Linked DNA regions of Mus musculus: region 1 is linked to region 2. A link is a loop called in an ENCODE intact Hi-C map of the cell type or tissue named here. Cell type or tissue: heart. All regions are shown on one strand. Links, peaks and the distances in the headings refer to the core of each region. The heading gives the core; the rest is flanking DNA.

What was found. Peaks named below come from ENCODE experiments on the same cell type or tissue, not always from the same donor. Only the 100,000 strongest peaks of a DNase experiment are listed, where the experiment ranks them.
Region 1: a loop joins it to region 2, with 8 times the contacts of the local background. A loop is called at or near these places in 3 of 42 quality-filtered maps.

The regions. Positions count from the first base shown.
Region 1 is chr15:60,690,553-60,695,936 of GRCm38, forward strand. No RefSeq gene overlaps it. Among named protein-coding and RNA genes, the nearest start is that of Gm23835, 11 kb to the right of the region's middle. In heart, for the core only: a CTCF peak has its summit at 3,365 (motif pointing right); no DNase peak of the experiment used is centred there; H3K27ac peaks cover 1,700 bases.
Region 2 is chr15:61,094,219-61,099,602 of GRCm38, forward strand. No RefSeq gene overlaps it. Among named protein-coding and RNA genes, the nearest start is that of Gm38563, 60 kb to the right of the region's middle. In heart, for the core only: a CTCF peak has its summit at 2,422 (motif pointing left); no DNase peak of the experiment used is centred there.

The sequences.
Region 1 (5,384 bases), core at 334-5,333, 400 kb before region 2:
GATCATTAGGTCTTACTTCAAAAGTTTCTACAATAGCCACAAATAATATAAAATATCATAGTGTAACTCTTACCAAGCAAGAGACCTGTATGACAAGAACTTCAAGTCTCTGAAGAAAGAAATTGAGGAAGATATCAGAGGATAGAAAGATTTTCTATGTTCATGAGTCAGAAGTATTAACATAGCAAAAATGGTCATCTTACCAAAAGCAATCTACAGATTCAATGCAATTTCCATCAAATTTACAACACAATTCTTTATAAACCTTGAAAGAGCAATTCTTGACTTTACATGAAAAACAAATACAAAACAAAACAATAATAAGAACAAAAATAACAAAAGCCAGGATAGCTAAGACAATCCTATACAAAGAAATTCAACTGGTATTTCCAACCCCGATTTCAAGTTATACTATAGTACAATAGTAATAAAGACCACATGGTATTGACATAAAACCAGACAAGATAATTAATGCAATAAGATCAAAGACCATAAATAAACCTATATACCTATAAACGCTTGAATTTTGACAAAAATATCAAAACCAGTAGACAAAAGAAAACACTTTCAACAAATGGTGCTGACCTAAATGGATGTCTGCATATAGAAGAATTAAAATAGACTCATATTTATCATCCTGTACAAAGCTCAAGTCCAAGTGTATCAAAGACCTTACTATAAAACTGAATACAGAAGGAGAAGCAAAACAGTCATGGGAGGAGGATAGAGGGAGCGAACTGAGTGGGAGAAGCGGTGGAATGGGGATCAGGTGTGGGGAGAGGTGATATGGGAGAGGGCTGGGAGTGAGAACAACAAGAGATGAGGGGCATCTATCTCTAGGAGTAGCTGAAGACCTGGGACAGGGGAGGCTCTGGCAAGTCTATGGATGTAACCCTAGCTGAGATTTCTACTAGTGCGGCACTTGGGAACTAAAGTTACCACCCTCTGTGGATAAAAATGGAGCAGAGATTGAGGGAATGGTCAAGTGATAACTGGCCCAACTTGAGTCATACCCCATGTAAAAGAACTAATCCCTGATACTATTAATGATACTCTACTATGCTTACAGACAGGAACCTAGCATAATGGTCTCCTGAGAGGTATCATCCAGCAAGGGATTCAAACAGAAGAGGAGACTTATACCCAAACATGAGGCAGAGCTCGGTGAGTCTTGTGGAAGAGTGGGGAATAGACTTGAGTGAAACAGAGGAGTGAAGGACACCGCAAGAAGACCTACAAAGTCAACTAACCTGGGCTCACGTGGGCTCACAGAGACTAATCTAACAATCAAAGAGCATACAGGGGTTGTACCTACCCTCCCCCCACCCCAACACACACGTTTGTAGCAGATATTCAGCTTGGTCTTCATGTGGGTCACCTAATAATTGGAGTGGAGGCTGTCTCTGACTCTGTTGCCTGCCATTGGATCCCTTTCCCCTAACTGGACTGTCTGGTTGGGCCCTAGTGGGAGAGGATGTGCTTAGTCCTACTATGACTGGATGTGCCAGAGTTGGGTGGTACCCAAGGGGGCTTCCCCTTCTCTGAGGAAAAGGGGAGAGGGTAATGGTGGAGGGGCTTGTAAGGGTGGGATTGGGAGGAAAGAAACAACAGGGAGGCCTTGATAGGAATGGAAAGTGAACAAATAAATAAATTGTTAAAAACCCTCCAGTGTTCTGAAGCACGGGAAAGACTTCTCAGCTCTCCCTGCTCTACCCATCCCCCACTCCCTCAGCTCCCACTCCAAGCTCTGCTCTGAGGAGCCACCAAAGCAAATTCCATTGCGCTCATTTAGCAGTAGTGGCCTGATTTAACATGACCTCAAGTTAAATTGCTTTCACTAATGCAAACTTAATTGGGGTTCTTTTAATCCCTAGAAGTGATTCTCTTGTTTGGGCCTAGAGTCGGCTCCAATAGGAACATGGTGGTTGCTGGTGGAGGATTTAAAGTGGTGGCTTCTTAGAGAATTTCAGGAATGCAGCAATGCTGTGAGTCCACTGTAGACACCAGCTAGTGGCTTTGAACTATCTCCTCAGAAATGTTTAAAAAAAAAAAAAAACTAAAAAATAAAACACAGTTTCATGTTATCATATCTATTCCCTTTGGGGCCAGGAAATTCTCAGACTGCACTTTCTCCAATAAAAATATTTGGGGGATAAAGCAGATGAGATTGCAACCAGAAAAGACAGAAGCTGGAGTCTCATTCCTAAAATAACTCTTAAAATTCAGCTCTAAATTTCTCTGTCAAGCTCAGGGTACATGAGGTGAAACTACAAAATAGGCCTGCTTCAGTGTGACTTCCAAATATGGTGATAGCTGGCTTGTGTTTTTTGTGAATAATCACAAAAATACCCTCCTCATCTATAAGCAGGAAGACAGACAGAGACCTCATTCCTCCCCCAGTAGCTGTGGTAGAAGCCTGTCATCAGATCCAGCTCCTCTAACGGGAGCTGTTTCAAAAGAGCAAGAGAAAGAAACCTAGTGTCTGGCCTGCCCAATCTTCTCCCTGCCACATCCTGTCACTCTCATACTGGTTCTGCATAACTTGTCAATTAGTGCACGTCCACTGCAGACTGGTTGATACAGTTCACTGATAAGAATACTAATAAGTCAGAGAAGGTTAGCCAATTTGGCTCCAAACCAGTATGCCCAGACCTAGCTTCAGCCTTAATTTAGCCAAAGCCAGCTCTTCTCCCCAGCCCTCTCTAAGTAAAGTGTTTCTATGGGCCTGGTCCACTATCCTCTTTGTAGAATCTTTTTGATCTTTCCAAACTAAGCTTCAGCTGAATTGTCCTCATCCATGCTGATCCATCGCCTGTGCTTCGTGTCAATCAGCACTGCTTTTGATCTTGGACTCTCAATGCACAGTGACCCTTTCTCTACTCCACAGAAATCAGCTTGGTACGCCAAATGTCTGTGATGGCTATTCTCATAGCCGTCTCAATAGATCTCCTTTTGTACTAAACCTGTTCATCAGAAGGAAGTCATTCAGTGATTCCCTCCCCCACACCCACTGGGACAGGAGCTCTTTCAAGACCCATGTCATGGTCTCCAGTGTAAGGAAAGTCTGGGGCACTTTAGAAGCAGCAATTTGATCCTCATAGCAGCAATCTCAGGACCAGCCCTGCCCAATCCAGAAAGCAATTGAGGAAAGGTGGGAATCAGGTGAGAATCCTTTCCTTTGTGTCATCTCCTGGCAACATGTTTGGTCCTCAGCCCTTGGGGCACTGATCTTGGACACATTGTTTAGGACAAGACACTGAGAAGAACAGCACACGGTAGACAATTTGTGTCTCCCTTTGTGTTTTCTAGCCTGGTCTGGAAGCCAAACAATTAGGAACAAGGCTACAAGAACTTGACAAATGGCCAGCAGAGGGCGACTCTGGAAACAGGTGAATATGGATAGACAGGAGGATCCAGGCCTGGGCTGCTGCCCTAGCACACCAGCCCTCAAATGAACAACTCTGGAGGTGTCAGGGTTAGTCCAGCTGCTGCAGTGAGCGTCAGAACTTTGCATTCATCTCAGGAAATTGATCTGATGTGCAAAAGGTCCTTCACCGTGTTTATTCAGCTGCCCTTACCTGTCAACCCTCACCCCATCCTCTAGTCAAACAAATCAATCAGAAACATCAGTTGCTAGAGGAACACAAATACAGGCAGCACTGGGATTGGGCCTAGAGGGCTGAGTTCTTTTTCTGCTGCTCTGGGTTACAAACACATTCCAAAAATATAACTCTGCCCACACCATGGCAAAGCTGCCTTTGATAAAACACACAGTGTACGGTATACAATGTTGACACATAACAGATGGAACTTTGAATTTTTGAAATGTGCTCTCCGTAAAGGGGAACTAGACACGATACATTAAATTCTTGGTTAGAATGTAGACTCTTCCCTATATGACCAAAACAGTCAACACAGGAATCCTGTTTTTTCACTCTTTTATGTGTCCCCATGTCCTTCTGTGACTAATAGTCCCCAGAATTCACTTTTCTCACTGACCAAGTAAAACTGAGTTTATTGGTCATATGTATCTCCCATCTGGCTGAGAAACAGCGGTACAGGATGGTACGACGGTGTGAACATCCAAGACCTGCGGGCAATATGGTAGTGGGTTCAGCGATGGTGCAAAAGCTATTGATGGAAGCAAGTGGACAGTTTCCCTTAGCCTCCTTACATAAAGCTATAGGCTAAGTGAAAAAGGTGGGTGTGCTATAACAAGCAGGCTTTAAGACAAGCTCCAACTGACCACAGCCTGTAAACCCTTCCTAAGTGGATCACAAAAATGCTCCTTCTAAGCTCACCTGGAACTGCAGATAGGCATTTTTAAAGAGTTCAAATAAATTCAGGATGTTCTTGGGGGCGGAGATGTCCACCCCCACAGGCTTCTGTTTCCATGATGGCACCCGTGCTCTGCCAGATTGTACTCTACACTGAGAGCTGCAGGTTCAGCACTGCCATGATAACCCCAAATTGTGTTATTGGGTTGTAATAGATGTGACTGGCACTTGCTCAGTTTCATATTTAATCCATGCCAACACTTGACTTTCTTTTGTTCTGGAAGAAAAATATAAGGAAAGGTAGGGAGGAAAACGCTGTCAGGGAAGCAGGTCTTAGAATCACCTGGCCTTTGATTTCATCCAGAGAGCGTCTTCAGATTCTTGAATTGATAGCAGGTAAAGAGGACCTTGGAAGGAGGAAATGAATATTATCTTGACTGTCTCAATATCTTATCAAGGCCTTCCTATTCTAAAAGGCTTCTTGGAACAGGAAGACGTTGAAGGGGCTTTTCTGGCTCAAGAAAGCTAATGCATGTTGTGTTTTTGTGTCCATGTTAGCAAGTCCATTGGTTCCATCCTTGTTTGGTTCAGGCTGGTGAGACTTTACAGGTGTAACTTCTGACATTTCTAGAAGACACAGTCTCACAGAGAACTCCTTAATCCTCCATCTCTTAGAACCTCTGTCATCACTCCCAGTGATTCCTGGCCTTCAGGTACTGGAGCACTTGAAGATAAATGGAGCAGGGAGAACTAGACTCCACACCTCTGCAGTTTGATGAGTTGTAGTTTTCATAAATGGTCTCTGTCTGTTCCAAAAGGAAGATTTCTTTATTGGAGAGGACTACACTCATCTGTAGATATAAGGACAAATATTTAGAATGTAATTAGGGACTATGATGATATAGCAAAATGGTAGCTGCAGGTTCGCCTTCAAGATCGATGACTTCACTAGCTTTGGGTAGCTGGCATAATTTCCATTCCAGGCATAATGTATTAGGCAGACTTTAAGTACAATTAGATGTCTATTGTCTGACACCAAGGTATGTATGCCACCAGTATACCATTAGGGTTATTATGCCATGCTGGTCATTGTTGCCATTCACAGCA
Region 2 (5,384 bases), core at 332-5,331:
GAGTACTACCAGAGGATCTCGCAATACCTCTTCTGGGCATATATCCAGAAGATGTTCCAACTGGTAAGAAGGACACATGCTCCACTATGTTCATAGCAGCCTTATTTATAATAGCCAAAAGCTGGAAAGAACCCAGATGCCCCTCAACAGAGGAATGGATACAGAAAATGTGGTATATTTACACAATGGAGTACTACTCAGCTATTAAAAAGAATGAATTTATGAAATTCCTAGGCAAATGGATGGACCTAGAGGGCATCATCCTGAGTGAGGTAACCCAATCACAAAGGAACTCACACAATATGTACTCACTGATAAGTGGATATTAGCCCAGAAACTTAGGATACCGAAGATATAAGATACAATTTGCGAAACGTATGAAACTCAAGAAGAACAAAGACCAAAGTGTGGACACTTTGCCCCTTCTTAGAATTGGGAATAAAACACCCATGGAAGGAGTTACAGAGACAAAGTTTGGAATTGAGACGAAAGGATGGACCATCTAAAGACTGCCATATCCAGGGATCCATCTCATAATCAGCTTCTAAACGCTGATACCATTGCATACACTAGCAAGATTTTGCTGAAAGGACCCTGATATAGCTCTCTCTTGTGAGACTACGCCGGGGCCTAGCAATCATAGAAGTGGATGCTCACAGTCAGCTATTGGATGGATCACAGGGCCCCCAATGAAGGAGCTAGAGAAAGTAGCCAAGGAGCTAAAGGGATCTGCAACCCTATAGGTGGAACAACATTATGAACTAACCAGTACCCCGGAGCTCTTGTGTCTAGCTGCATATGTATCAAAAGATGGCCTAGTTGGCCATCATTGGAAAGAGAGGCCATTGGACTTGCAAACTTTAAATGTCCCAGTATAGGGGAATGCCAGGTCCAAAAAGTGGGAGTGGGTGGCTAGAGGAGTGGGGGGAGGGTATGGGGGACTTTTGGAATAATATTGGAAATGTAAATGAGGAAAATACCTAATAAAAATATTTTTTTAAAAAAGAAATTTGTCTTCAGTTGTTCATGGTATTTTACTATAATCTATTTTTGTTTCTATAATTTTTACTCTCTATATTTTTTCTCTGGTACGAGGTGCAACCAATACTTTTAAAATCAAAGAGAGAACTCAGGGTCTTCTTGCCTCTGCTTCGCAAGTACTGTTCTTAAGGGGTACACCCTGCTCAGGTCTATCAGGTAAGTCTTGCTTCAGTTATGTGTGTATATGATACATTTGTAAATACCACAAAATATATATTTCTTATTGTGGATGTGGTTAAAAAATATCTGAAACTGGAGTGTGCTAAGCACCAGATTTGTTTTATATGAATGGTCATAACCTGTATTAAAGTTTCATTAATTTCTTCCTCATATTTGGCTGATGGCTACTATTTTTCAAGTATACCTTTAGGTCATGCTTTCTGGAGGAGCCCTTTCTTTTCTTTTTCTTTCTTTTTTGTCTTTTATAAAGTGAATTTATTTATTCACTTTATATCCCAATGTCTGACCCGCTCTCCTCCCAGTACCCCATCATCCCTCCCTCCTCGTGCCCTCACACACCACACCTCTCCTTTTCCCCCTTCCCAGCACATAAAGTCTTTGCAGTACTAAGCACATTCTCTGCTACTGAAGCCAGACAAGTTGGCCATGTTAGGGGAATATGATCCACAGGCACATAGACAACAGTTTCAGAGATAGCCCCTGCTCTAGTTGTTGGGAACCCACATGAAGATCAAGCTGCACATCTGCTACATATGGGCAGGGGAGGGAGTTAGGTTCAGTCCATACTCACTTTTTGGTTGGTTCCTTCTTTTGAACTCCCAAGGGCCCAAGTTAGTGGACTCTGTTGTTCTTCCCGTGGAGTCCCTGAATTTATTATCTGTGGATTCCATTATCCTAACTTTGTCTGGCTTCAGTGAGAGAGAATACACCTAGTCTTACAATGACTGATGTGTGTGTGTGTGTGTGGGGGGGGTTAATACCCAGTGTTGGGGGTCTCCTTTCTCAAAGAAGAAGTGGAGGGGGAACGGAAGGAAGAGCTGTGGAGGGGGGAGTATGGATGGGGAGCAGAGGTGGGCTAATACTGGAGGATAAACTCAATAAATAAATTAATTAAAAAAAAGAAAGATGAAAGCAAGCACCAGAATTCATCATAAAGTCTGCTTTCGAAAATACTCAGACACTATCATAGAGTTAATGTGGGAAAAAAATAAACATTAAAAAGCTACAAAGGCTGTGTTTCATGTGAAGGAAAGCAAAGTTGTCTTCAACACAGTGCTTTTCACAAGATCTTCAGTAAGGGAGGCAGGGGGAAAGACAAGGAGGAGAGCCCATGTATCCTGCTGTGTGCCCACAGGATTCCCTCCCTGTCTTGCAATGCTTACTAAATATGAAAACATTGCTCCATCTAGTGGTTTTTCTTAACACACATTTCTCACAGCTTCCTCTTGTTGGTTATCTTTGACCATACCAGAGAGATGGGAGGCTTTAGTTTCCTAAAGGTTCATGATAAATTTTTGTCCTTCAAGAGTTTCAAAGAATGAATTATTTATAGAGCATAGACATGAATGAAGACTTCCAGACAAAATGGCAAAAAGAAGTGTCCTGAAAAAACTCTTCTGCTACTTCATCTATCTGGAAAATTTTTGGTAGGTTTCACAAGAAATTGTTGTTTGTGAATTCAAAAGAAGACATCTCTAATAGGTAAAATGAGAGAACATGAAGGCACAGTTATGAGCCACAGCTCAAGTAAGAGTAATTCAAGTCAATGGAAACAAACTTCATCAGCTCAGGGTCAGTTTTGATTAATTGGCATTTATATATATTTTTTATGGTTTTCAATTTGCTGCATTTTGAAAGTCTGGTAATTTTTTTTTAATTAGATATCAAACATTGTAAATTTTATCCTCTATCCCCAAATGAGCACATTGAAACCTAATACCAGATGGGAGACTTGTAGTAGTTGGAGCCCTCCTGTAAGCTATCGGTGTCCTTACACATAAGGTATCACACACACACACACACACACACACACACACACCTTGTCCCCCTTTTCAGGCATGTTAACAAAGTACTATTACTGGGTGGTGTCAGGAAGTAGTCTCTTATCACTGAACCAGAGAGAAACTTTGTATTTGACCTTCCAGCCTCTAAAACTATCTCAGATATGTCTCCATGATTATAAGCCTTCTGTTTTATGATAGCCTGAACAGATAAGAAAAAATATTGATGCACTTGCCTATATATATTCTAAAATGTCACTTACCCAGTTCCACTATGTGGAAGTAACTTGATACTTTTGGTTCTCTTTTTAAATTTCCATCACTAGGTAGGTGGTACCTACAGACAGTATTTAGCTTAAGATTCTGACTTCTTTATTCCTACTACCTTTAATTCAGCATGACATTTTCAATTTCATGAGAATAAAGGATACTGCAGAGAGTTTCTGTGGTCGAAATGGCTCTGAATATTTACTACTTATAGATGTTAGATTAGTGTCTTGCTAATAGTAAGTATACGCATTCTAATTGATGCAGTTTGTAGTGTAGGGGTTATTATTATTTTTTACTCTATTTTCAACTTTGGTGACTTCCATTCATACACGATATATCTGACATCCAATTCATAATCCATACCAAAACACTTGGCTGTGTTTGATAATGAGATAGAAAAGCAAACATCCCACAACCAACACACAGAGAGAAAGAGAGGGAGAGGAGAGAGTTGAGAGGGGAGAGGGGTGAGGGGAGAGGGAGGAGGGAGGAGGGAGAGAGGGAGGAGGGAGGAGGGAGAGAGGGAAAGGGAGGAGGGAGAGAGGGAAAGGGAGGAGGGAGAGAGGGAAAGGGAGGAGGGAGAGAGGGAAAGGGAGGAGGGAGAGAGGGAAAGGGAAGAGGGAGAGAGGGAGAGGGAGAGGGAGAAGGAGAGGGAGAGGGAGGGGGAGGAGAGGGAGAGGGAGGGAGGGGGAGGGAGAGGGAGGGAGGGGGAGGGGGAGGGAGAGGGAGGGAGGGAGGGAGGGAGGGAGAGAGAGAGAGAGAGAGAGAGAGAGAGAGAGAGAGAGAAGATGATCACTTTTAACTGTCAACTTGATGCAATCTAGAATCATCTGGGAAGAGAGTCTCTGTGAAGGATTGCCTAGATCAAGTTGGCCTATAGGCACATCTTTTGGGGGAGATCATCTTGATTAAATTAACTGATGTGAGAAGGTTCATCCCAGTTTGAGTGGCCTCATTCCCTAGGTTTGGTCCACAAACTATGAAAAAACTAGAGAAGGTTTCTGCCCTGTTGACTCTCCTGCTGTTGTAAATTATAACCTGGAATTGTGACCTAAAAATAAACCCTTTCTTTCCTAAGTTCCTTTCTTTCCTAGGGTCTCATCAAAGCAACAGAAATGAAACTAGGACATATGTCAAGTCACAGGACCATCATGGGACCTGTAATCATTTTTACTGGAAAAAAGAATATGTAATTGCAAATCAAATACAAAGTACACACCAAGATTAGACAAGGTAAAGAGAACCTTTTTATGCAACATGACCTATGTTCCTTTCACAGATGATAGCAGTCTCTTGTAAAAATGTCAATACACTTTCAAAATTTTTTGGTTTTAATTTTGTGACATTTCAATGAGAATTAAATAACTTGTAATATAAGGTTATTTTAAAATATTAATAAAATTTTGAATTATTACTAGGAAATTTCACAAATTCTGGTTATACTCGAATTTCCATGTTTTCATTAAAAAGATACAGAAGTCAGAGAAGGAAAAGCCAATCAATACCTTACAAGTATCAAATTTCACATTTGTTCCATCCTATTAAAAGCAACTCTTCCTGTAGGTTTCTTTAACTCTGATGACACAGGAAATGTGAGTTTTCCAGAGGCTGTGTAGATCGTGGGTCACTGTGAGGAAACAATGAAGCAGATATCAGAGCATGAATAAGTGCTGCTCTGAGCCCTCATCTGCCCTGCCTTGACCTCCTGCTGTTAACAGCAACTACAGAAAGCTGTAGAGTCAGCATCAGCAAGCATGCAACATCAGCAACAGTTTCTGTCATTCACAAGTGCTGGCTTTTAAGATATGAAGAACCCTTCCCAGTGAAAACAAGTCTGAGATCCTTAGATTAGAGTCACTCATGGTTCTCTTCTCAATAAGAATCCAGGTCTGAACTCACTCTCATTGGTTGGAGGTGATGCAGACAAAGCACACCATGGTTAATGTTAATGATATTATGCAAAACTCAAATCTGTGTGTATATCAACATTTGATGATTCTCAAAGGAAATGGTTGGTGATGATCACTTTAAATCAATCACAGTAAGTGATATTTGTCTTTGCTATTAAAGGGGCTTCAAGCCTGGAGCCCATGCATGCAGTGTTTATTCTAT